Regions from separate parts of the Homo sapiens genome. Here region 1 is linked to region 2. Evidence: chromatin loops called from intact Hi-C (ENCODE). Cell type or tissue: PC-3. All regions are shown on one strand. Links, peaks and the distances in the headings refer to the core of each region. The heading gives the core; the rest is flanking DNA. Region 1 has its middle 19 kb from the start of SSPN. Region 2 holds the start of SSPN-AS1 (SSPN antisense RNA 1).

What was found. Hi-C counts contacts between places; a loop is a spot of excess contacts. Peaks named below come from ENCODE experiments on the same cell type or tissue, not always from the same donor. Only the 100,000 strongest peaks of a DNase experiment are listed, where the experiment ranks them.
Region 1: it touches region 2 in a loop (7-fold over the local background); 3 of 110 quality-filtered maps call a loop at or near these places.

Annotation. Positions count from the first base shown.
Region 1 is chr12:26,170,741-26,183,044 of GRCh38, reverse strand. It overlaps a transcript of SSPN not described here. Among named protein-coding and RNA genes, the nearest start is that of SSPN, 19 kb to the left of the region's middle. In PC-3, for the core only: no CTCF peak of the experiment used is centred there; a DNase peak (open chromatin) is centred at 5,544.
Region 2 is chr12:26,267,654-26,279,957 of GRCh38, reverse strand. It overlaps SSPN-AS1 (SSPN antisense RNA 1), which reads left to right and starts at 8,131. Exons shown (of 4, transcript NR_187469.1): 1 at 8,131-8,295. The region is part of intron 1 of LOC105369705 (a long non-coding RNA gene); the gene reads right to left. It overlaps LOC105369704 (a long non-coding RNA gene), which reads left to right and starts at 3,903. Exons shown (of 2, transcript NR_188068.1): 1 at 3,903-4,099; 2 at 6,466-6,629. RefSeq lists enhancers at 4,721-4,770, 4,791-5,230, 7,770-7,989. In PC-3, for the core only: a CTCF peak has its summit at 5,297 (motif pointing right); DNase peaks (open chromatin) are centred at 4,207, 5,127 and 7,907; H3K4me3 peaks cover 648 bases; H3K27ac peaks cover 5,556 bases.

The DNA.
Region 1 (12,304 bases), core at 2,527-10,526, 97 kb after region 2:
CCTGTAATCCAAGCACTTTGGGAGGCTGAGGCAGGCGGATCACTTGGGGTCAAGAGTTTGAGACTAGCCTGGCCAACAAGGTAAAATTCTGTCTCTACTAAAAAAAATACGAAAATTAGCCGGCCGTGGTGGCGTGTGCCTGTAATCCCAGCTACTCGGGAGGCTGAGGCTGGAGAATCACTTGAACCTGGGAGGCGGAGGTTGTAGTGAGCACAGATTGCCCTACTTCACTTCAGCCTGGGTGACTGAGAGGATCCATCTCAAAAAAAAAAAAAAAAGTATGTACTTTTAAAAGACTCCACATATTTAAAAGCCTCTACATATTTTTCAGTACTTTTCAAAGATGCCATAGATTATTTTGCTGCATGACTAGGATTGCAAGCCACTGGAGGGGAGGGAAGGGAAGGGAAGGGAAGGGAAGGGAAGGGAAGGGAAGGGAAGGGAAGGGAAGGGAAGGGAAGGGGAAGGGGAAGGGGAAGGGAGACGGGGTCCAGATACCAAACTAATGCACCTGAAATGAGCCTGGTCCTTCACCTTTGTCAATTAAAAAAGTTGAATTTTTACTTACTAAAACTATAGTCGCTCAAAACATTTTCTTTGGAAAATGTCATCAATGATGATTTAAAAACCATCCAAAATAATATCATTCTTATTACTTAATGCTAGTGTAAACTTAGTCTGTTATTTTTATTTTTAAAAAAGATTAATCACCAACCTAGGACAGAAATTTGGAGTCAGAGGTAATCACTCCATCCCTCATCTTCTGTTATCCACTCCCCATAGTGAATGCTCAGTACACCTCTATGGAATGACTGAGTGACTGACTGAATGAGTGAGTAACGACTCCAGTGAGGCTCACATCAGTTGTTTGACTAACCCGTGGTCTTACTACGAGTAGAGGACAGTGCTGGACTCAAATCCAGGAGAGCCCATTCCCAGTTCTAAACTCTTCTGATCCTGACACGTGATTTACTCACCTCTAAACAACTGTCAATTGTTCCAAAGCCTAAAGCCATCCTTCAAGAATACTATTGGCTCCCATATAGACTATTCAAAATAACGTGTCACACAGAGTTTAAAAGCAATGCTAAAAAAAATAACTAACAAAAATACATGGAGAAATAGCAAGACTGTATGAGTGGAAGGTCTTCCAAAGCAACTATCAATACTTTGAAAAGGACAACATTTATTTCTACATATACGTTTCCATTTCTTAAAAAGCAATCTTTGACCTCCTGTTTTTAAGTTGCACAGTGCTATCCTCCACTCACAGGTGTTCTAATGACAGGCATCAACGTGCTGCATTTAGTTTACTGGTTTCTGTCAGTCGATTTATCTCACTAGACAAGCTCAGCTAAGATTATTCTACAAAGCCAAAAAAAGAAAAGAAAGAAAAAGACAAAAGTGCCTAAACTTTGATTCATAATTGGTGTCTGTTTTCACAGTCATATGTTTTTAGATAACATTGCCTACAGAACTGCCTTTTGTAAACTGATCTATAGCACCAAGAGAAATTGTGGTTTTAGAATGAGTTCTTACCGTGCTCCCTTTTTAAGCCACCACTGAGAAAACAACTATAATATTACATGTTCTTAAAAATAAGACAGTGGAAAACAGCTAACATTGTTGACCAATCTCCCTTCAACAATCAGAAAGTTAACTGATTTTGTTCCTAAATAATAATTTTGTTTTACAGTAGTATTTTTGCTGTTCAAGGAGAAGAAAACGCAGAATTCTGATAAAGACAGAAGTGGATCAAATGACAGTTTTTCCAACTGTATTGAGTAACTTTATTCAGAACAGCTTCTTTGAACAAAAAAAAATGAGTAGTAAACTTTAAAAATAAGGAAAAAGATTTCCACAGAGATCGCAGTTTATCTACTGATACGACCTCAGTGAGAAAGAAAATAGATCTCCTTATATACATAGCACAAAAGTAAAACTTGTTTGAGATTCCATGCAGTCTAAGGGCATTATTCTACTTTCTTTCCAGCCTGCTTCTTGTCCTCTAACACTGTCTTCCCTGGAGCACAACCGAACTGGGGAGAACTGGAGTGGCCAGTCTAGTGAATCTCCTGGACAGACTGGCAGACAGTAGGAATTGTTGCCTCCTTGGAAATTTTTTATTCTTCCTTTCCAGAGCTATCACCTCTCTGAATACCCCTCCACTTTTTTGCTTCCCTCCATATGCTCTATTTATGTAAATAACATTTGATAGATGCTTTAGCTTGGAGATTCAACATTCTTGAGTCCCTAGCTATGTAGAAGATGCTGTATGAGTCTACAGAAGATGAAAAGGCAAATATCTGATTTCTTGCTCATTCCTCTCAAAAGATCTCAAGTACTGTTCAAGTTTTTGTGTATCTTAAACCAGCATATATCTCTTGACTAAAAAACTGCTTAGTTCCTTAACAGTGAACTTTAAAGCTAAATTTTAAGATTAGGGAAAAATATGCTATGTGCTCAGAAAGCACAGGGGACAGTTAAGGGGGAGAAATCGAATTTCTTAAATGTAGTGGTTGGTTTATATTTTGTGGCATGAGATTGTGTATGTAATTTTGCACGATGGTAGGGCTTTTTGGAGTGGTGTGGAGGTGAAGGGCAAGTCCCTTCCCTTGTCACCTCACACTATGTTCTGCAAGCACCTAATGTCTCAAGGTGTCAGGACACTCTGTTCATCGTGACAAGAAAAAAAATCTCGCTGCTGCTATGAGCACGACCGTGTGAATGAGTATTCAGCACCTCCAACTCAGATTTGCAGCTAATGATCTAGATCTTGAATTTGCAAGGTCCAATTGTGCAGCCTCCTTCTTTCATGCTGCCTTTCTCCTTAGCAGTTTCATTATTCGTTCACACCTCCAGGAGAAGAAGTAGAGATGGAAGATGAAACATAAATTCATCAACTTTTTTCAATTCCATCCTTAGTCCTGCTGGTTCTCTGGTTTCAAGATGGGTTGTGGAAGAGAAGGAAGTGCTTGGAGGAACAGTCCTCTACAGTGCCATGAGCAAACAACACAGAGCACATCCTCAAGCCAGGGCAAACCGTATCCTGTTCACACAAAAAGACAGCAGGCTAAGTAAATATTTCACTATGGCCCTGCAAAAAAAAAAAAAAAAAAAAAAAAGCCTAGCTAAATAAAAAGCCAATCATTTATCATTTGAGCGTTTCAATTACCAAGTGATGTGCATCATCAGAGATACTGCAACACCGTATACATATGTGAGGGTTGTAGAGAAACTACTCAGTTGTGTCTGTTGCCTCTTCAAGAGGTAGCCTGAAACTAAGAGAAACATGAAATTGTGTTTGCTTCATTTTAATGACTTTCAGGTAGTCCACTGGCATCATTCTGTAGGGCCTATTAGGAGGCACTTGGAACTAAGGTGGGACAGTAAAATAGAGATTTCTGAGGCTGTATGGGGTGCAGTTGTGAAAAACTGAAAACACATCCATGCAGAGCTTTGGTTTCCTGGTGGTGGTTTAAGGAATACAAGGCCCCTAAGCAAAATTGTGAAGTTCAAGAAGTTGCTCTTGATACAGACCCACCTTGCTCTTGAATTCTCCTCTGCCCTGATGGTACCGTGACCCCTACTCCCCCTTCAGAGTGCCTGGCTCCTGTCCCCAGCAAAACAGGAGAGGTCAAATCCATCAGTTTGAGTGAGATCCAGTCATCCAGTCTGCGGGTGACAAGCTCAGTCTCATTGCCCAAAGTATAAAAGCACCAGCCTCTCAGCATGGCCCTGCTGGCCCCTCCGCCCTCACCTTCTCCTGTCCAGCCACACTAGGATCCTTTCATTCCTCAAGCACTGCTCTCCTTCTTGCTGTCAGGCCTTTGAACACACAGTTCTCTGTGCCTGAGATGCTCTTCTCCCCTCTTCCCGTCCCAGTGTTCCTCCACTCAGCCTTTGTAGTTTCCTCCAGGAAGCCTACCTTGATTGACCCATAGCCTAGGTCAGCTCTGCTCCTTCAGCCCTTTCCCAGGGCTTCAACTTTGCTTCTCCTTTGCAAGTCTTCCCGTCATTGTCCATCCTTCATGGGATATTATGTTCCCTCCTACACTGTAAGCTGTGGGGTGCTGAGCTCTGTTTATTGCTGTACCCCCCAGCATAGACTGGCCCATGGTGAGTGCCAAATGACTACTCTATAAGTGAATGATTTAATGAATTAATCTAGTCTAGATATCTACAGTAACATCATATCTCAAGAGAATATATCTTTAAACTCCTCAGGAAGCTTTCAGGTTTTTATCCTAGACCAGCTGCTCTTGCTGGGGGAACAGACCAGGGGCCAGAGTTGCTGAAGACCCATTTAGAAGATGCTGTGACCACAAGGGCATATCCAAGCTTCTTGTGTCTGTGCTGCTGAGGCACGTGTCTGCACCTAAGCCAGACCCACTCTGTTCCTTTTTGCTCTCCTATGTCCCTAACCCCTCCCATATCTCTGCCCCCCAAATTTCAACTGATGAATTCTGAATTCATTCTTACTGTGTTCACATATTTGCTTTTGTTCCCCACCCCTCTCTACTTTAGCTGAATTTCACCCTCTATCCAGGCAGCTATTATACAACCAGTCATCTACAACCCTTCTTAATTTACCTTATTCTGTGCTTCAGATTTCCATCCCTATAATGATTACTAGCACTTATATATATTTTTTACTAAACATGAAGGGCTTACACACATACACACACACACACACATACATTTAGTCCTTATAATAACACTATGAGATGGGTACTATTATAATCTCCATTCAACAGATGAGGAAACCAAAGCACACGGAGAAGTTAAATAATTTACCCAAGGTTACCTGGTGAAGCCAAGTCTGAACAACGTGGTCTGGCTTCAGAGTCTACGCTTTTCAGTGCTACACTCTGTTGCTTCTCAGTTATTAGGGATGTGAATTATGGTTGCCCTAGTCACATTGCTTTCTTGAAGAATTCTCACTCTAGTGCCTACTAAGTGAGCATCAAAACACATGACCTTGTATTTTGCGGCCTCAAGTAATTGGGTAGCTGGTGAATACCTAACCCAGGTGACCTGACCCATAGGCCAGTCAGTGAGCTTAGACTTGGGGGCCTTAGTCAAATGACAATTTGGACCATTCATATGAGAATATATGGAATTGGAAATGAACAACTAGGGCTGTCGTTAGTGGACGTTAGAGATGAGCAGTCATGATACACGTGAGAGATATAGAACTGGAGGGTGCCATGCAGGGTCCTGTGCATGATGAGTGTGTAAAGAGCCAGCCGGCACAGAAGATCAGAGCACTCTGTCAGATGCAGATGTCAGACAGATCATATGACACTTAGGATCTCCAGACTAGCTCCAGCTGCTGATTTTTCTAGTTCCCAGTTTCTAGGATTTCTGTTCCTTGCATTCAAAGGATTCACGAGTAGAACCTATCGCCTCAAGACTTCTGGTCCTCAAAGGCTTCCACGGCCCTCCACAGTAAGTACAACAAGAGGAGGCAAAAATAAGGAGCTCCTTGATGGGAGGGGAAGCTACGGGTGGGGCAGAATGGGTCTGAGTCATGTGTGATGCCTGGGGAACTTCCGCCACCTTCACAGTTCCTCTCCCAGAATGACCCTGACTTACTGAACACTGGGCAGCATGACTGTTCAAGGTTACACCTCTAAGCACTGGGGATGCAGACGAAGGTGTCCAGGGGTCCAAGATTTATCTGAGTGTCTAGAGCCATGTAGCAACCAGCACCATGTCCGAGGGTTTCAGGAGCCTAGGCTGGAATAACACAACACTTAAAAGTGAAATTCTGGTATTCAGTAATCCTCAGAGATTCACTGAGAGACAGGTGGGAATAATAATATAATAGTAGCCTTAAAATAGTGTTTTATGTCTCACAAATCCCTTTTAATTAAATCATCTCATTGGATCCTCACCACAACCCTATATCCATTCAATCATTCAGCTTTGCTCATTTTGTATTCTGAACTTTTTTTCTTTCTATCTCCCTCTCTTCTCGTATTGTTATTACCTTAAGAATAAAGTCCAACAAGGAAAACCTTGCAAAGTCCCACTAAAAAATTTGGACTTTATTCTTAAGGTAATAAAAAGCTATGGCAAATATTTGATCAGGAAAGTAATGTGTTTGGATTTATATTTTGAAAATATCACTTGGCAACAGTGTGAATAATGGACTGATGGAGGAAGAGAACGGAGGCAGGTACATCAAGAGGGAGGTTGCTGTACTCAACCAGCAGAGGCACGATGATGGCTTGAAATGGGGGTAGAATTGGGAATGAGAGAAGAAAGAAAACTGTGCCCAAGTATCTATCTGACTTCAGCAACTGGGGGAGACGATGTTCCCATGTTAGAGGACAAAGTCGCTACTTCCAAAGAATATCTAGAACATGTAAATCTCAACTATTTTTGGAAGAATATTTTTAATTGGTGCAAGCACTTGAGAAGAGAAGAAATAAGGGAGAAGATTTTTGATAAAGAAGTTAGTGAGTGGAGCTGTACAGTGACGCACAGCCTCCCATTGACTGCAGAAAAGGCATAAGCAAGTCTAGGGTGCTTGCTGGCTTTAACACACAGTGTTTGAACATCTTTATTTAGAGTTTGTCTTAATTCCAGAAGTAAATTTAGCAGACTTTTGATACCGCTTTAAGGATTTAGAGGGCCTTGTAAAAGGTTTAGGGCCATCTCTCATAGTCTCCCCTTTCATTACTACTGAATGTGACTCACATAATCAAATATTCTATGGCAATCTGATGATTATGAGTCTTCTATCTATAAAAGGTTGAAAGATAGCGTGGCTGAATAAATTATTTCATTAGAATAATTCAGGCTAAAATATCTACGTGAAGAGAGACAGACAGAAACCGAGAGAGCTAAAAGAAATACTACATTTGAAATATTTTTTGCAATTTAAGAAACTCAGAATAGGCCAGGCACTGAGGCTCACGCCTGTAATCCCAGCACTTTAGGAGGCCAAGGTGGGCAGATTGCTCGAGGTCAAGGGTTTGAGACCAGCCTGGTCAACATGGTGAAACCCCGTCTCTACTAAAATTACAAAAATTAGCCAGACGTGGTGGCATATGTCTGTAATATCGGCTACATGGGAGGCTGAGGCAGGAGAATTGCTTGCACCTTGGAGGCAGAGGTTGCAGTGAGCCAAGATCATGCTACTGCACTCCAGCCTGGGTGACAGAGCAAAACTTTGTCTCAAAAAAAAAAAAAAACTCAAAATAAATTTTTTATACTCGGAATTGAATTTGCTTTTTAAGCCCATTAGAATTACAGTTTTTGTAATTTTTTTTATTTTTAACAAGTAAGCTCTGTGAATTCCATAGAATTGTATTTCCCATTATAGATTCATATCTCACAGTTGAAGTGAACTGCTTTTTTCAAATGTTGGTTTATTGAGCTAAAATTTTGGCATCACCTCAGCTTTTCTGTATAGCTCTTTAAAACAAATAGATTCCTGAATATGCTAATTATAAATATGACTATTATCATTGTTTAAAACATAAAAATTCCCATAAAAATCACAAAAAAATAAAATTAGCTACCTGGCAAGAGAATGAAATGGTGATCTATAGACTGGGAGAAAATATTTACAAATCACATATTGATAAAGAACTTGTATCCAGAATATATAAAGAACTCTCCAACTCAGTAATCAAAACACAAATAATCCAATAAAAAATGGAAAAGATTTGGACAGACACTTCACAAGAGAAGATACATGGCAAATAAGCACCTGAGAAAATGTTCAGTATCATTGGTCATTAGGAAAATGCAAATTAAATCACAACGAGGTGTCACTTCATAGGTATGGGAATAGCTAAAATTGAAAAGACTGGGCATTTCAAGTGTTGGTGAGGATGTAGAGAAACTGCAGTTGTCACACGCTGCTAGTAGGCATACAAAATGCTACACCCACTTCGGAAAAGAGTTTGGTAATTTCTTAAAAAGTTAAAGACGTCTATCATATGACCTCGCCCAGGATAAGTAAAAGCCTACACCCACAAATGAAGATTTGTAGGCAAATGTTCATAGCAACTTTATTTGTAATATCCCTAACATGGAAACAAACCCATGGCTGGATTGCAAAATAATCATTCTGAGGGAAAAAAGCCAGACCAAAAACAAACAAAAAAATACATCTAGTGATTCCATTTGTATAAAATCCTAGAAAACGCAAACTAATCTATAGAGGCAGAAAGTAGATCAATGGTTTCTAGAAATGGTAGGGGGAGGCCGGGCACGGTGGCTCACGCCTGTAATCCCAGCACTTTGGGAGGTCGAGGTGGGTGGACCACCTGAGATCAGGAGTTCGAAACCAGCCTGGCCAACATGGTGAAACCCCGTCTCTACTAAAAATACAAAAATGAGCCGGGTGTGGTGGCATGCACCTGTAGTCCTAGCTACTTGGGAGGCTGAGGCAGGAGAATCAGTTGAACCTGGGAGGCGGAGGTTGCAGCGAGCTGGGATTTTGTCACTGCACTCCAGCATGGGCAATAGAGTGAGATTCTGTCAAAAAAAGAAAGGAAGGAAGGAAGGAAGGAAGGAAGGGAAGGAAGGAAGGAAGGAAGGAAGGAAGCGTGGGTAGCAGGATGGGGAAGGAGGTAGGGATTACTAAGGGACACAAGAAAATTTTAGAAGGTGATGGGAAAACTTACCAAACTTTACACTTTAAATATGTGCAGTGTATTACATGACAATCATACTTCAATAAAGCTGATAATGAGAAAAATAGGTAGATGTGGTCAGTATTTGCAGTTTAAGTGGAGCTTGAAGCATGATCAATATTTAACCAAGATAGTCTTTAGAGATCAGGCTTGTATAAGTTAGTGATGATGCCTTGAAAGTGTGAGTTTGACCTTCAAATAATGCCTAACATTTCTCATGGCTACCGCAAAGAAGTTTCCTGATTTATTTTTCACCTTTACTGGGTTTAAGCAGGGTGTATTTATCTTCTTGGTGACTGACGAAACCCTGGCCATTTCCTCCCTGGGATGCTTTTAGCCAGGCAAGCTTGCCTTCCATGTCATAGGATGGTTCACTTAAAAAATTTATAAACTTAATATAGAAATCTCATGTATCACATATTTCTTTGAGTTTTGGAGATGGCTGCAAATGAATTTTTCCTTGTCTAGTAGTTTTATGGTATTGTTTAAATAAATCTTCATTGCTTCATTCATCCTTGAAGACACTATTTAAGTTTAATCATCCACGTAAGCCACAGTTGACGTAATAAACGAAATAAGAAAAATGGTAAGGGCAATATATTTTAATGCATAGAGATTTACTTTCCAAATTCCTTGAAATATAAAATTTGAAGATACAATGGCTTGTCAATCAATGATTAAAATAGCTTTCTAAGAGAAATACCACAGGCTTCTTATAAAAGACGATGATTGAACATATGTATTTGCCTACCTTCCTTCCTGAAACCCTATAGAAATGGTCATAAAGTAGTAAAACAGGAAGAGAAAAAAGAAGAAACCTATAAGAGTAAGGAGAAAGCAAAGAAGATATCAGCATATGAAAGAGATCAGCAAATATCTGGACAATGGAAAAAGAAAAAGAGCATGATAGCAGAAGAGGCCCTGGATATCCCCAAAAAGAAAGGCTCCAGAGTAGGGATGCACCAGGGTTCCCAGGAGTGGCTGAATCTGTAGTTACAGAGGGCAAAGTTCAAAGGTGGACCTGAAACCTGGGGACTTCATTAGAGATCTATTTAGAGAACAGTTGCACCCACCACCACTACTTCCACTCTTAAATGCAGAACGACACCCTTACAGGCCACCCTGACATTTGTCCCCACGCTCTTTTCTAAAGAAAGGAAACACACAGACACTCCTAGAATGGCAGTTCACACCCCAGAGTAAAGTTTCCCAGTTCTGGAAGTTGGAAATCACCCAGAAGCCCGTCAGCCATTATATCCTGTCCCTGTGTCTAAGTACAAATAGGCAGTGAAGGGTCACGAAATGTATAAATCAAATCAACAGCACAAAACAGAAGGATCAAAACAAAGAGCCCTCAAAGGGAATGGGGAGAATTCAGCAAACAGAAGAGAGCTAGTTAAAAAATTGTCTTTACTCTCCTCAGGGCTGTTGATAAAGATATTGTATCTATAAAATAAAAATTGGAAGCTAATCAACATAGGAGATTGGAACAATAGATAGATGATTCATGGGGAAAGACAGACAGAGAGAGAGAGAGATCTGTAAAGAAAGTGGATTCTAATCGCGCCACTGCACTCCAGCCTGGCGACAGAGCAAGACTCCGTTTCAAAAAAAAAAAAAGAGAGAGAAAGTGGATTCCATGTAACAGAATGATTAAAAACAAGTGTTTTTGAGGATATTCTGAAAACACATTTGTATTTTATGTGGGAAACCGTCTCCAAGTGGCACAAAGATTAATCTTGGCGTAGAGCCAATAGAGAAGAACATGCAGGCTACATTATTTACAAAGTCACAGCAATGCAAATGCCGTTTATTGAAAATTACTTTATTTCTATTAAAAATCATAGATTAGCATCTAATAGGAGATAATATAATACAAATGAGTTATATCCTCATCTTTCGCATCAGAGACTTGTTAGACACAGTCTAAAAATGCTCATCGAGAAACAGAGAAATGAGCCTATTATGCAGAGTTGTGATGGTAACTACCTAAGGAACTGAAAACAGCAGTGAGCAAGGGTGGATATTTACCTCCAGGGAGCGGGAGTGACGGGGTAAAGGCTAGGAGACTTTTCCACAAAAAGTCCTTCTGGAATATTCAACATTTTTACCATATGCTTGAATTATTTTCATACACATTTAAAAAATTCTAAGGTGAATGTATACTTTACGCTGAATAAGCAGAATCTATTACCCATCAAATATTATATCCATTCGAGAGGCTGAGGCAGGAGGATGGTTTGAAGCCAGGAGTTCAATACCAGCCTGAGCAACAATAGTGAGACCCCCATTTCAAAAAATAATAACAAAAATAAAATGAAATTATAAGAGACTCTCATGAATGGGGTGACTTTGCACACATTATTGCATATGGTCTACACCTAGGAGGCAGGTATGTGCTACTATCCTCTCACTGCTATCAGTGAGAAAATTAAGGTTGGCATGTTTAGATGGCTTCCCCTACATCACAGAGGCGACAAATGGTAGAGGTGAAGCCTTGGCTTCTGATGCCAATTCCAGGATTCCTTCCTCTATTCCAACAGTCCCAAAAAGTTAGGTTTTAGGAACTCTTTATGTTCTTAAGAATTACTAAGGAGCTCAAAGATATTTTGTTTATGTGAATTATATCTATTGATACTTATTGTATTAAAAGTTAAAACTGAGATCTTTTAAAATATTTATTAATTCATTTAAAAACAAAATTATAAACCCACATAAATACTTTGATGAAAAATAACTATAGTTCTTTGACAAAAAAAAAAATAGGGAAAACAGGGGCATTATTCTAAATATTTGTAAATCTCTAGAATGATTAGAAGATAGCTAGATTCTCATAACTCCTTCAGTATTCATTGTGTTTAGTAGAACATATCAAGCAGTCTCTGGAAAAATTCCACTGTACACATTAAAAAGGGCAAACAATTTTTAGTATTATTAAGAATACAGTTTTGCCTTTGTAAACCCCCTAGAAGGGTCTCAGGGACCTCCAGGGGTCACCAAACTATTGTTTGAGAACGGTTGTTCAACAGGACAGCTGCCTGATGAAGTTTGAAGTAACTAGAAATTAATGAACCAAAACTATTAGGAAAATGTCAGCAGTGTTATAGCTATTACAATGGCAAATTCAAAAATGTATACACACACACATTTATTTATATACATACTCATTTACTGAGTAACCCACCTCTGCTTCTGATTTGACCTTACTTTCTAGACCTAAACTCAGGCTAAAAGTGACCTCTGTATTCTAGAGGACATGAAGGAGAGCCCACAGCATCATCCCAAAATAGCAGAGGGAGGCAAAGAACCCTGTTAAAGGGAAGGGTTTGAATCTCATCACTATCACTTACTAACTATATGATTTTTGACCAATTTACTTAATCTCTCTAAGTCTCAGTTTTCTCATTCATAAAATGAGGATTAAAACAATCCCTATTTGTAGAGTTACTATGATGGTGAAATGTGATAATTTATACAAAGTAATTATAATTACATACCATGCTTGACAAATGATGAGCACTTACATTTATTATTACTTGCATTATTGAATGGGCAAAGCTGTTCCTCTCAATCTCCCCCATTCAACTGCTAAGCAGGGTTATGGATGGGGAGAGAAATACCTAACTGGGAAGAAGAACTTGCTCAGT
Region 2 (12,304 bases), core at 2,260-10,259:
ACGCTTGCCCAGTCTACACACTCTCTCTTCTAGACCACTCTTTGGAGTCCTGGGGCCCTGTAATTTCCACCCAAAAAGCTCAAGGCCAAATTCTAGGACTTGCCTGATGCCTTTTCCCATGTTCGTCCTGGGGTAATAGCCAATGAGTGCTTTGTGAGAGGCAGGTGGTAGGGGTTGGGGGCTGTGTACCAGTGGGCTGAAGTGTCCAACATCTGTGCATGAGGCCCCCATGATGTGGGTTACAGCCTCTGTGTGTACTCCTGCCCAGATGCCCATGCAGGTCACAGGGTGAGAAACCCCACATATTTCTTTTCTGGAATGCTTTTCTCTTCCCATCAGCTAGGTCAGCTCATCAGTTCTCATGGTTTCAAATACCAGCTTCATACTTATTGGAACCCTTCCTTTACTCCCTGATATCAAACCCATCAGCAAATTCTCCTGATTCAAGCTCAAATGTCTTTTCTCTCCCTCTCTGCTGCTATCCCTTTGACTCAAGCCACCATTGTCTCTTGCCTGGACAACTGAGATAACCTATTCAGTGGTTGCTCTGCTTCCACTATTGGCCTCCTACAATCCATCCTCCTCATAGTGGCAAAGTGCTTTTCTGTTCATGTGAGCTGGATCATGCCCTTCCCCTGCATGAAAGGGAGAAATGACTTCTCACAGCCTTGTGAGCATGGCCCTTGCCTGCCTCCCCCTCCTCCTGTCATGCACTCTTCCTTCTTCTGCATACCTCTTCAGGCTGGCCCTTCAGTTCCTGCAGCACAGAGGCCTTTCCACACCTTGCACAGTCACCAGCATCTCACATGGGTTCTTTGCTGAAACACTGACTCCAAGAGCCTTCCCTGAGCCATCTAGCTAAAGATCACTCATTCCCTGCATTCATTCTCCTCAGCCCCTTGTGTGTCCCCAGCATAGCACTTAACGTATTTGAAATTATTACATTGTTTTGTTTTTTGTTTTTTTTTTGAGACAGAACCTCACTCTGTCACCCAGGCTAGAGTGCAGTGGCATAATCACGGCTTCAAATTCTTGGCTTCAGGCAATCCTCCCACCTCAGCCTTCCGAGTAGCTGGGATCACAGGTGCATGGCACCACGCCCAGCTAATTTTTCATTTTTTGTAGAGACAATGTTCCACTCTGTTGCCCAGGCTGGTCTCAAACTCCTGAGCTCAAGCGATCCTCTCACTTCAGCCTCTCAAAATGCTGGGATTACAGGCATGAGCCATTGTGCCCAGCCAAAATTAGTATTTCAAATCATGTGTTTTAAATTGCCTATGCTATTAGGATATAAGCTCTTTAAAGGCAAGGGCTCTGACTGTCTTGTTCATAGTTCTCTCCCCTGTGCCCAAAGCAGTGCAAGGCATGTAGCTGGCACTGGATAAACATTTATTATGTGTGCAATGAATACCAGGGAAGGATTTTTGGGTGTGGCAGACAGATAAGTGAGAATGCCATCTTCTATGTCCCTCGGGGACTCAGGCCCACTCATTTTTCCACACACCAGAGTCAACCACTGATGTTTCAATTTCCCTTTTCTCCTGATCACTCATGTTGGTTTCTAGATCCTCTGAATGTGCCCTCAGAGGGTCCTTGCTAATCTGTGTCTAAAGAAAGAATGTAAGACCCTGGCTAAAGCTTACCCTAAGAAATTCCACTAGGCCTTAGCTATTGAAGGAAACAGATTCCCACCCAAGAGTGACAGGTTACAGCTCTGCTCACAGGGAGACCCGTCCTCAGAGAGCCCCGTGGGGTTGCTGAGGCACAAAATTTACAGAAAGCCTTTCTGTTTGGGGTGGTGGGTTTTCACTGCTTTGTTTTCTTGTGTGCTCAGTGGCTTGTTCCTAACTCGCGGCCAATCACCACACTGCCAGATGGTGCGAAAGATTTACCGGAATTTCGTTTTCAAATAAACCACAAGCTTGGATGAGCTAATGTTGTTCCACATAAAAAAGCCACAAAACTGGACAAATTAACGTTGTTTCAAGAAAGGAAACTTGTCCGGGCCATCAGGTCTGCCCTCTCAGGGGGCACCAATATCTGCACCAAGACACTGGGGACGCCCCTGCCTCCCTTACCGCTGACTCCACAAAATAACTTAGGGGGAATTATATTTTCCTGTGGAACCAAATCATTTCTGTCAAGTTCATCTCAGTTGCACCAAGAGTCTGAGGATGGCAATGCCTCTTCCGGCCTGTCAGCAATGGTTGCAGTCTCTCCCAACACTGCCTGTGAGCGCTCCCGGGACAGGGCCACTAGCCCAGCAGGTCAGCTTGGGCTGCTTAGCAGGGACATTTAGCATGATTTATAAACCACAATGGCATGGGTGAGAGTGGCTTCCGGGAAGGCCCCACCCTCAGCAGCAGTGGCCATAAAGCCTAATGGAAAAAGCTTCCATGATTGGGATCCTGGATTCTCACCCCTGCTGTACCACTTAGCGGCAGAACCATGAACAGATTGAAAGACTCTAAAGAACATGATTTTCTCATTCTTAGGATGGAAACAGCCTGGGTGCGGTGGCTCACACCTGTAATCCCAGCACTTTGGGAGGCCGATGCAGGAGGATAACTTAAGGCCAGGAGTTTGAGACAAGCCTGGGCAACATAGCAAGAACCCCCCACTGCCCTTCTCAACAACAAAAAAGAGCCAGATGTGGTGGCACATGCCTATTGTCCTAGCTCAGGAGAATGAGGCAGGTGGATTGCTTGAGCCAAGGAGTTCAAGGCTACAGTGAGCTATGATCATGCCAGTGCACTCCAGCCTGGGTGACAGAATGAGACCCTGTCTCTAAATAGATAAATAAATAAATAAAAATAAAAAAGATAGAGATAATAATATTAAGCCAACAAGGTTGTTGTAAGGATAAAACTGAGTTAATATGTAAAGTCCTTTAGTGCTGTGCTCAACACACAAGAAGTGCTCCTCCCTACATGTGGACACTACATGGGATGATATGATGATGATGATGATGATGATGACGATGACGATGTCAGCCATGTGGCTGCCCCTCATCTTATAGCACTTATCTTGTCCATCTGGTGCTAAAGAGCCAGTCTCAGAGGAGGTATGTCATCTGCTTCCTATGGTCAGCTGAGTTGAACAAAATACCATGAAGTGATTCAAGCCAGGAAGTCAATCAATATAACTCAAGCTGAAAGAGCCCTTCTTTAAAGAATCTAAAGAATTGCCTCATCTTTCCTCCTTCCTTTTCTCAACCAAACAACAAAATGTTTTGCCTTAAGAATTAGATGCCTTAAGGATTTTGTTTTAAATTAGAATTTTATGAATGTCCTTCCTCTCTGAAATTTTATATTATAAATATGTGTAGAAATACTCTAAAGGGATGTCTGTGATCTGGGTGTTGGGATTTCATCTTGCTACATGGGATAATGAAATACGGAACTTATTTGAGCAGAGATTCAGGTCTATTGAGAATTATAACCAAAGTACCGCTTATTGAGCACTTTCTAAGCTAAACGACTTTATATACTTTATCGAATCCTTACTATAAATTTATATTTTCTCCATTTTGCAAATGAAAATTCTAAAGAAAAATTTTACTAGTTGTAAAAAGGCCATATCTGCTTGGCCATAAGACCTGTTTATGCTATTCTGTCTCACTAACAAATTTTTAGATAGAAGTCACTAGAGATGAACATTAGGCTAACCTTAAAAGATAATGATGGAGAAAAAGAAAAACACTCAAAATGCTTTACAAGTTTTACTTTAGTCTTCACAACCACCCTACGAGGTAGCAGCTTTTGTTGCCTTCATTTTACAGATGAGGGATCCAAGCAGAGAAATCAGTTGTGTGCCAGACTCACATAGCTGGTGGCCCGTAGCAGAGCTGGGATTCAAACCCAGGCAGTTTGACCTTGAGCTTTGTGTTATGCTGTCATAGGCAGGGGTCAGTCTCCTGAAGCCTTGCACAGGGAAGGAAATGTTCCCTTCCTTGTGCATTAGGCAAGCTGCCCTGAACTTCCTGCAGCACCCACCATAGAATAACCCACCAACTCCATAGGAAACCTCGCTTATGCACCCAGATCTGGTCTGTGATTTGCTACAGAAAGACAAGAAATGGCCTGTGGCTTCTTGCTAGGTATGTTGAAAAGCATGGTGGGGTGGGAGTGCAAGCCATGATTAATTGTTTGCTGATGTGGAAAGTCTATAAAGTTTGAACCACATTTCTCAGAAACATGAAGAGGAACAAATAATTTCTGGTCCATTAAGCCTTTTCTTACAGGGCTTCATATTGTTTTCTCAGGGGTTTTGTTTGTTTGTTTGACCTCAGAATGTGAGCAATAATGTGTCTTTTTTTTCCCTTTCTGGCTAAAACCAAACCTTTTGACTTCTCAGTTGATATAAACGTGCCCTTTCTCCCGCCCCTCAGACTTGTTCTTTCTTTTTTTTTTTTTTTAAGATGGAGTCTCACCCTGTCACCCAGGCTGGAGTGCAATGGCGCAATCTTGACTCACTGCAACCTCCGCCTCCTGGGTTCAAGTGATTCTCCTGCCTCAGCCTACGGAGTAGCTGGGATTATAGGCGCTCGCCACCATGCCTGGCTAATTTTTTTGTATCTTTAGTAGAGATGGTGTTTCACCATGTTGGCCAGTCTGGTCTCAAACTCCTGACCTCGTGATCCGCCCGCCTCAGCCTCCCAAAATGCTGGGATTACAGCAGGGCCACCGTGTACGGCTGACTTGTTTCATTTCTTAGAGCTAAAATGAGGTTTGGAGAAAGCTCTGTTCATTTTGAAGCCTCAGTCTTCACCCCAACACTCCTGGATCCTGGCTGGAGGAGCTGTGATTACCCGAGATAGGAAAACCCTGGCAGCTCAGCTACAGGCCTAAATAAACAGTGAATCTTCTTGCAAGCAGCCCATCTGGGCTTCAAATGCCCCCAGAGTCTCCTTCAGCCTGGTGCGTGGGCTCTGTGGGGCCTGCATTTCAGAGCCTCCTGTGGTGCTTCCCCTTCCAGGGCAGGCCCCACTGGGCACTGACTCAGGGCTTATCATTCTTTACTAGAAGTTCCGGATGAAGCAATGCAGGGGAGAGAGTCACTGTTTCTGCTCCCTAACTCTGACCATGACTCATTATTCAGCAAACACAAAACGGTTCCACATCCTCCTCCCGAGAAGGAGGCGCAGAGCCCATTACATAAGCAGCAGTCTACAGCTGCTCTTGGGTAATTGAAAGTGAAGCCCTCAACTGGAGGTCCTGCTGGGATGGCATGACTCCCTCCTCACCCCTTGATACCAATCTTTATGAGCAGAGAAACCCTCTCCAGGAGAGGGCCCCCAAAGCCAGGGGGTTTGTTTTTTGCACAGTAGGCCTCATGTTTGGAATAGCTTGTATTTTCTGCCTTGTTAAAACCTGGCCCTTCCGTAGTGTCTCTGATCTTATCTCCTGATGAGCCAGAGCTGAGCTGCGGGAGGCAGAATCTGCCCAGCGTGCTGAGCAGAGGAGGAAACGTGGCCTGGGGTTTCTGTGCCCAGGGACCCACCCAAGAAGGACCACCCAGGAACGATCATCTTAGGGAGAGGATTCACAAGAGCTGCTTTTGTTTAATAAGCTCAGCACTGCAATCATAGAAAATAGAGTTGAATTGCAAAGCCCAGAGTAAAGGGGATGGTTGTTGATCTGGTTCAGGGGTAGGAAAAGTAACTTTAAATTGATCTGAAAAAAAAAAACAGAGGGGTTAAAAGAGATCATCTCTGGGCTCAGTAATCCTGTCTTCTTTCCCAGCCTGCACTACCAGGCAATTACTTTTCAGGAGTGGTGGGAAGCCAAACAAATTCTGAACATCCTTATCTGGAACCTGTTTCATGCAGAGAAGGCCTGCTTGTAAACACAACAGGACGTACAAGCTGATGAGGAGAAGGCTATCTTTTTGAACGTTGCCCCTGGGGGACTGGGAGGTCTGCTAGCCCTGGCTCCTCGGGCAAGACCACAACCCTCTAACTGGGCCTCACTTTCTGCTTTGGCTGAGCTGGGAACGGCCAGCAAGGGAGGAGTCGCGGGTGAGGGAGCACATTGGCCTCCACCTTGGCAATGCTGCTGTCCCCAAGGGAAATGTTCCAGGGAATGTCCTCAGCACCACAGAGAACTGAAATCCTGGAGAAAACTGGCCTAAGGAGCTCAGAAAGGCCAATAAAACTGGGGCATTTGGGGAAGAAGAGGAAATGGAATGGCATTATTGGATGATTTAAATGTGGTGTGTTGCTATGGTTCCCAGCCTTCTTGAAAGTCACAGACATGGTGTATGGGCTGAATTGTGTCTTCCCAAAACTCACATGTTGAGTACAGTACTACAAAATATATTTGAAGAGATTTGAGTTACAGCACTACACATTTGAGTTACAGTACTACAAAATGTATTTGAAGACGGAGCCTTTGAAGGGGTAATTGAGTTAAAATGAGGTCATAAGGTGGTCCCTAATCCAAGGCGATTGGTGTCCTTATAAAGAGAGAAGATACCATAGAAGGAAGACCCTGCGAAGATAAAGGGAAGAGACAACCATCTGCAAGCAGAGGAGAGAGGCTTCAAAAGAAACCAACTCTGCCAGCACCTTGATCTTGGACTTCTAACATCTAGAACCATGAGAAAATAAATTTCTGCTGTTTAAGCCACCCAGTCTATTGTATTAATACTTTGTTACGGCAGTCCAAGTTGAGTAATGTACAAGGTGACCCTGCAATTCCCTAGATTTGGAGTGCTTGGCTTTTGTTTGTAGCTCAAAGCCTGTCTCTTTTACAGGTAGCTCTCAGAAGACAAGTGAGGGGACACGCAGAAAGGGAGGTCCTTCTTCCCCCACTACAATCCCTGAGCATGGATGGAGATGGGAGGGCTGGGATCCTCAGTTCTGTGAGAAAAATACAAAGGACCATAAGCCCTGGTGAGAAGGGAGAGTCTCCCTGAGGCACTAGTAAGGAAGTGACCTGGACCTGGACCTCCCACTCCAGGACATTTTAACCAGCCCTGTGTCAACAGAGCATGCGCAACCCAGAGGACATTTTCTTTGAGCCCCACTTTACAGTCTCATTTACCTGGAGCCTGGCTGGGCTCCATCAGCCCCCATTCAGTTAAGAAACTGCCAAAGGAGCAGTTTATCCATATGCCTGCAGGATATTAAGGGAAATGAATTTTGTGTTCTGGCTGAGAGGGCCTCAGTGGACACTTCCAAAAGGAACCCTGATTCACAGTATTTGATACTTGGTTATTGGCTTTGGTAGAGCTTGGTTTTGTGTTCTGTCTTCTGAGAGGCAGGTACTGGACACCAGAAGCAGCAGGATAATGGCCCTGAAGGAGTCCTGACTGCAACCCCCTGACCACCACCACCGGAGAATTTGCTCCAGCTTTACTCTCTTCTGATTTTCCAGAAATCTGGCATTTTAAATAGCTATTTTGTGTTGGCCTCTTTTCTTCCTTTCTAAAAAGTATGTTTTAATTAAATGTTCTTTGGTTGCTGGCTAAGCTAACCCCAAAGGTTGGTGTCCCTGGTGTGGGCGGGAGAGGTTGAGTTCACACTGCCTTTCAAAGCAGTGCCAGTCCCTTCTGCCCTCTGCGAAGCCCACGTGAAGGGAAGACAATGGGTTACTGTGGGCCACAGAGCCATGTCCCCTCACACTGCTCTCCCCTCAGGGCTGCCAGGTGTGGTTGGGGCCTGAGACAAGCTTCTCGCCTCATCATTCCTTTCGAGGCAACACTTAAAACAGAGAGGGCTTCAGAAGGAAACAGCACAACCAGCGTCTCAGCACATGCGGCAATTCAGAGAGGAAGTACGTTCTAGAACAAAAATTAAACCCTAAACCTATAGGTACCAGCTCCATCCTGCCATAAATGCATCATACGCTTGGAACTTCCAACACAACCCCGAGAATGCTGCTCGCTCCCACGAGCTGACGGCAGGCCTGGCCCTCCGCCAGGGAGTTCACTTGCAAAGCTGGAAACTCCCTAACTTAAAACAATGTCTGGGTGTTTTCTGCTTCATAGGGGCTCAGAAGGAAGGTAAAAAGCTCAGTAAATTTGTTGTTTGACATCTCACTCTGAGTACTGTGTGTTTCATCTGCCTTCACTCTCACAATTATTATCAACTTGCTGGCTATAAAAGGCAGGGGCTACAAACTCAGTGAGCCAAATGCAGTGCTTGCTTCCTATCTGTGGTCCATTGCATAGCAGTGTGCTTGGGTGCTGCGTAAGACAATTCCCCCCAACGCCTCCAAAAAATAGGACATGGTCCACTGCAGGAGTTCATAATCTAGGAGTCCAGAGAGTCCAGGCTCATCATCCCTTCAGGTATGCATTGCTAAAACCCATTTTCTTCTTATTTCTTCATCTTTTTCCTCTTCTTTCCCCATCTCTCTGCTTCCTCCCCCTTCATTCCCTCCTTGCCGTCTTCCTCCTCCTGGTCCTCCTTTACTGAGCTAGAGGTAAGAGCACACAGCTCATCTTTCACTGCTGTTGGGGTCAAGAGTAAAGAGGAGTGACTTGCAGTTGTCTTCGAAATAATCTTCCCTTCCCAATCCTACTTATCTTAGCTGAAGTTGGGTTTTAGGAGAAGAGGGTGATCAAGAAGTTAAAAGAAATAAATGCAGGAACACTATATCAAAAAGTATTTGCTAGCACTGAAGAATATGGGTGAAGACAAAAATGGTGAGTCATGGAATTCCAGAGCTGAAGACGACTTTGGGTGCTGTGAACTTATCTCCTCACTTTACAGATAAGAAAAATGAGACCCAGGAAGTCTAGTGACTTACGCAAGGAGAGAGAGTAATTGTCAAAGGCTCTAGACTCAGCCCTTCTTGTTTCTAAGTTGGTGCTTCTAAGTCAATGCTCTAGATAACAAAAGTCATTAGGAAGATCATCCATGGGCCTAATCCTACCCCACCTTTACCTTTGTCTGCAAGTTCTTTCCTCTTATCCCATTAAATTAAAGGAAACTCCCCAAGGATGTTAATGTAAGCTTCTATCTGTCAATTACCTCTCCATGTAAATGAATCATGTGGGGATGGTGGAAAGGAGAGAGCACTTAGTTAGGAGTTCTGACCTGTCTCCAATGATCCAGATAGCCTTGAAAAGGCATTTAGCAAAACAATAGAAACCATTGCTGTTCAATACAATTATAATTTAGAAAGTCATGAATGTACGCCACTGCGTAATTCTGAATTTTCTTATAGTCATATTTTAAAAAGTAAAACAAAACAAATGGGATTACTTTTAATAGTATTTTTTATTGGACCTGATCTATCCAAACTATTATTACTTCAGCATGCCCTCAATAAAAAATGTATTAATGAGATTTTTTACATTCTTTTTTTTTTGGTACCAAGTCTTTGAAATCCTGCATGTGTTTTACAACCACAGCACACCCCGGTTCAGACTAGCCATTCAAATGCTCAGTGGCTACCTGGGACTAGTAGCTTCTACATTAGGCAGGAAAGACCTAGAGTTGCTTTCTCATCTATAAAAATGAAAAAAATGGCACTATCAGGGGTTTTCTAACTGCCTCTGCTTAGAGTCCTAAGAATTCTATAGAGGTAACTCAATGAGTGTCTGTGAGTGTGTGTGTGTGTGTGTGTGTGTGTGTAGTGAATTTTGGTGTGGCAGAGATAGCCAGCTTTGGTTCATCTACTACCACTTCATGCCAAATACTTCCAGAACTAACTGTTTTTATATATCCGGCTTTGGCCTGAGAGTTTGTTGGGAGATGAGATTCCATGGCTAAATAAAGAAACTAAAAACCCTTGCACAGCATAACCTGCAACCTGCACTGATAGTCCCAGATTCTGGAGGGCCTACAAGAGGAATCAGCAGTCACTTGCCAGGGAAGAAAAGGGCCAGGTGACAAGCATGGGATCAGCCTGACACTCCAGCTGGCTGTAAAAGACATATGGCCTCATGGCTGTGGCCTATAAACTACACACACTGACTCCCTCCCGCCTGGTCAGGTTCACGGATAACAGTTTGAGTTATCGGCTCGTGCTTTGCCCAGTGGGCCTATCCTGGGGCCCTATCCAGGACAGAGTGTCTAGAATCTGGGCTGATTGATACACAGAGGTCACAGAAGCCCAGGCTTTCTGCATAACACAGAGCCTTGGCTCTCTTGCTTCCGGAACATCCCAGTTTGAGGACTCTGCCCATGGGGGTTCTATATGTGGCCCCAAGAGTTTTTCCTGCTATCCTCATTTTAAACAGTGACATATAAGCAAGAGCACAACAGCTGCAAGATTGAAACAGCTGTATCAGCAAAGGATGCAGTTGTTGGAGGGTATCATTAAAACCAGCTTCAAGTGCAGCCGCCAGCACACCCACTCACTTCCCGGGGCCAAGCCATGTGAGATGGACCTTGTGGCTGCAGTCCTTTGAAACCCAACTGCTGAGGACAGGCACACATTTTTTTTTATTATTATCCTTTCATTTAATGAGTTATTAAGCAGCTTTACTGAGTTCAGTTAGACACATGGTCCCCACCCTTCTGGAACTTTTACAATATTATGGTAAAACAAAGATGTCCTCCTCATCTACTGGCTAAGGATTCCCAGAGTCTTAGGCCAGCTAGAGATGAGCAAAATATACAGCAGTCTCTGACGTGTTTATATTACCAAGGAGATAATTAAAAACATAGCCTGTACATTCCCCACTTTCCAACTCTTCTTTTATTTCCCTGTTTTAGTGGTATGTGGGTCTTTGGGTTGTGTATTGTAATATTATGATGTAATAGGAAATATATATTTTGATCTTCATATCTGGTTTCTGGCCAGGAATCTTGATAATAGCAATAAAGATATTTTGTTATTCATAACAAGCTCCTTTCAAACACACCTGAGTTTAATAATGAGATGACTTTTGGAAAGCCCTGAAGGATGGGAGGCTGGTTGCCAGGGAAACCAACCTTGTGATTAGAGGATTGCAACTTTCAGCCCCACCTCTCAACCTCTGGGGAGGGAAAAGGGGTGGGAGATTGAGTTAATCATTAATGATCAACGATCAATCATGCTTATGTAATGAGGCCTCCAGAAAAACTCAAAGGGTTGGGGTTCACAGAGCTTCCTGGTTGCTGAACACTTGGAGGTGCTGGGAGGGCTGTCCACCCAGAGAGGGCATGTAGCTCCATGCCACATCTCCCATACCTTGCTCTATGTATCTGGCTGTTCAGTTGTATCCTTTAATATAGCCTTTGTAATCAACCAGTAATCTAGTAAGTAAACTGTTTTCTTGGGTCTGTGAGCAAGCAGCTGTAGCAAATTATTGAACCCAAGAGGAGGATCATGAGAACTTCTGATTTGTAGCCAAGTGGAACAGAAGTTGTGGGTAACATAGGGACCTACTTCTTATGACTGGCATCTGAAGTGGGGGGCAGTCTGGTGGGACTGAACCCTTAACCTGTGGTGTCTGTGCTAACTTGGATTGGTATCAGGATTGTATTGAACTATAGGACACCCAGTTGGTATCTGCAGAGAATTAGAGAATTGCTTGATGTGGGAAAAAAAAGCCCATACATTTTAATGGTCAGAAATGAAGTACTGAGTGTTTTGAGTGACAGTATAGTGAAAAACTGTGTGTGTGTGTGTGTGTGTGTATATATATATATATGTATATATAAAATGTGTGTGTGTGTATAAAGCTGGATTTCCCAATACAAGTTTAAGCAGAAATCTTCAGAGGGAGCTCTAGATGCTTCTCCAGGTATAAGGGAAGATAACACCTAAGTGTCTAGCAACACGCAATTCATAATGATAGCCCTTTCAATATGCCAGACACAGGCCTGCACACTTACTATGACATGTTGTTTCATTGAATTTCATAACAACCTTCATCAGTAGCCTGTGATTTAGAGAAGAGGAAAGTGTCTCAGTGAGATTAGGACATTTTCCCAGTATCACAAAGTTAGAATGCAAGAGAACTTGGATTCTAAAGCAAGCTTCAGCGATATGCCAGAGCCCATGTGCCTTATGTCAAGCATTTTTTTGCTATCCTAGAGGTAAGAAAACACACTTTTTAAAAAAGAAAATTCTGGGCTGGGCACGATGGCTCATGCCTGTAATCCCAGCACTTTGGGAGGCCAAGGCGGGTGGATCACTTTGAGGTCAGGAGTTCGAGACCAGCCTGGTCAACATGGTGAAACCCTGTCTCTACTGAAAATACAAAAATTAGCCAGGCGTGGTGGCGGACACCTGTAATCCCAGCTACTCGGGAGGCTGAGGCAGGAGAATTGCTTGAATCCAGGAGGTGGAGGGTGCAGTGAGCCGAAACAGTGCCACCGCACTCCAGCCTGGGAGATAGAACAAGACTCCATCTCAATAAA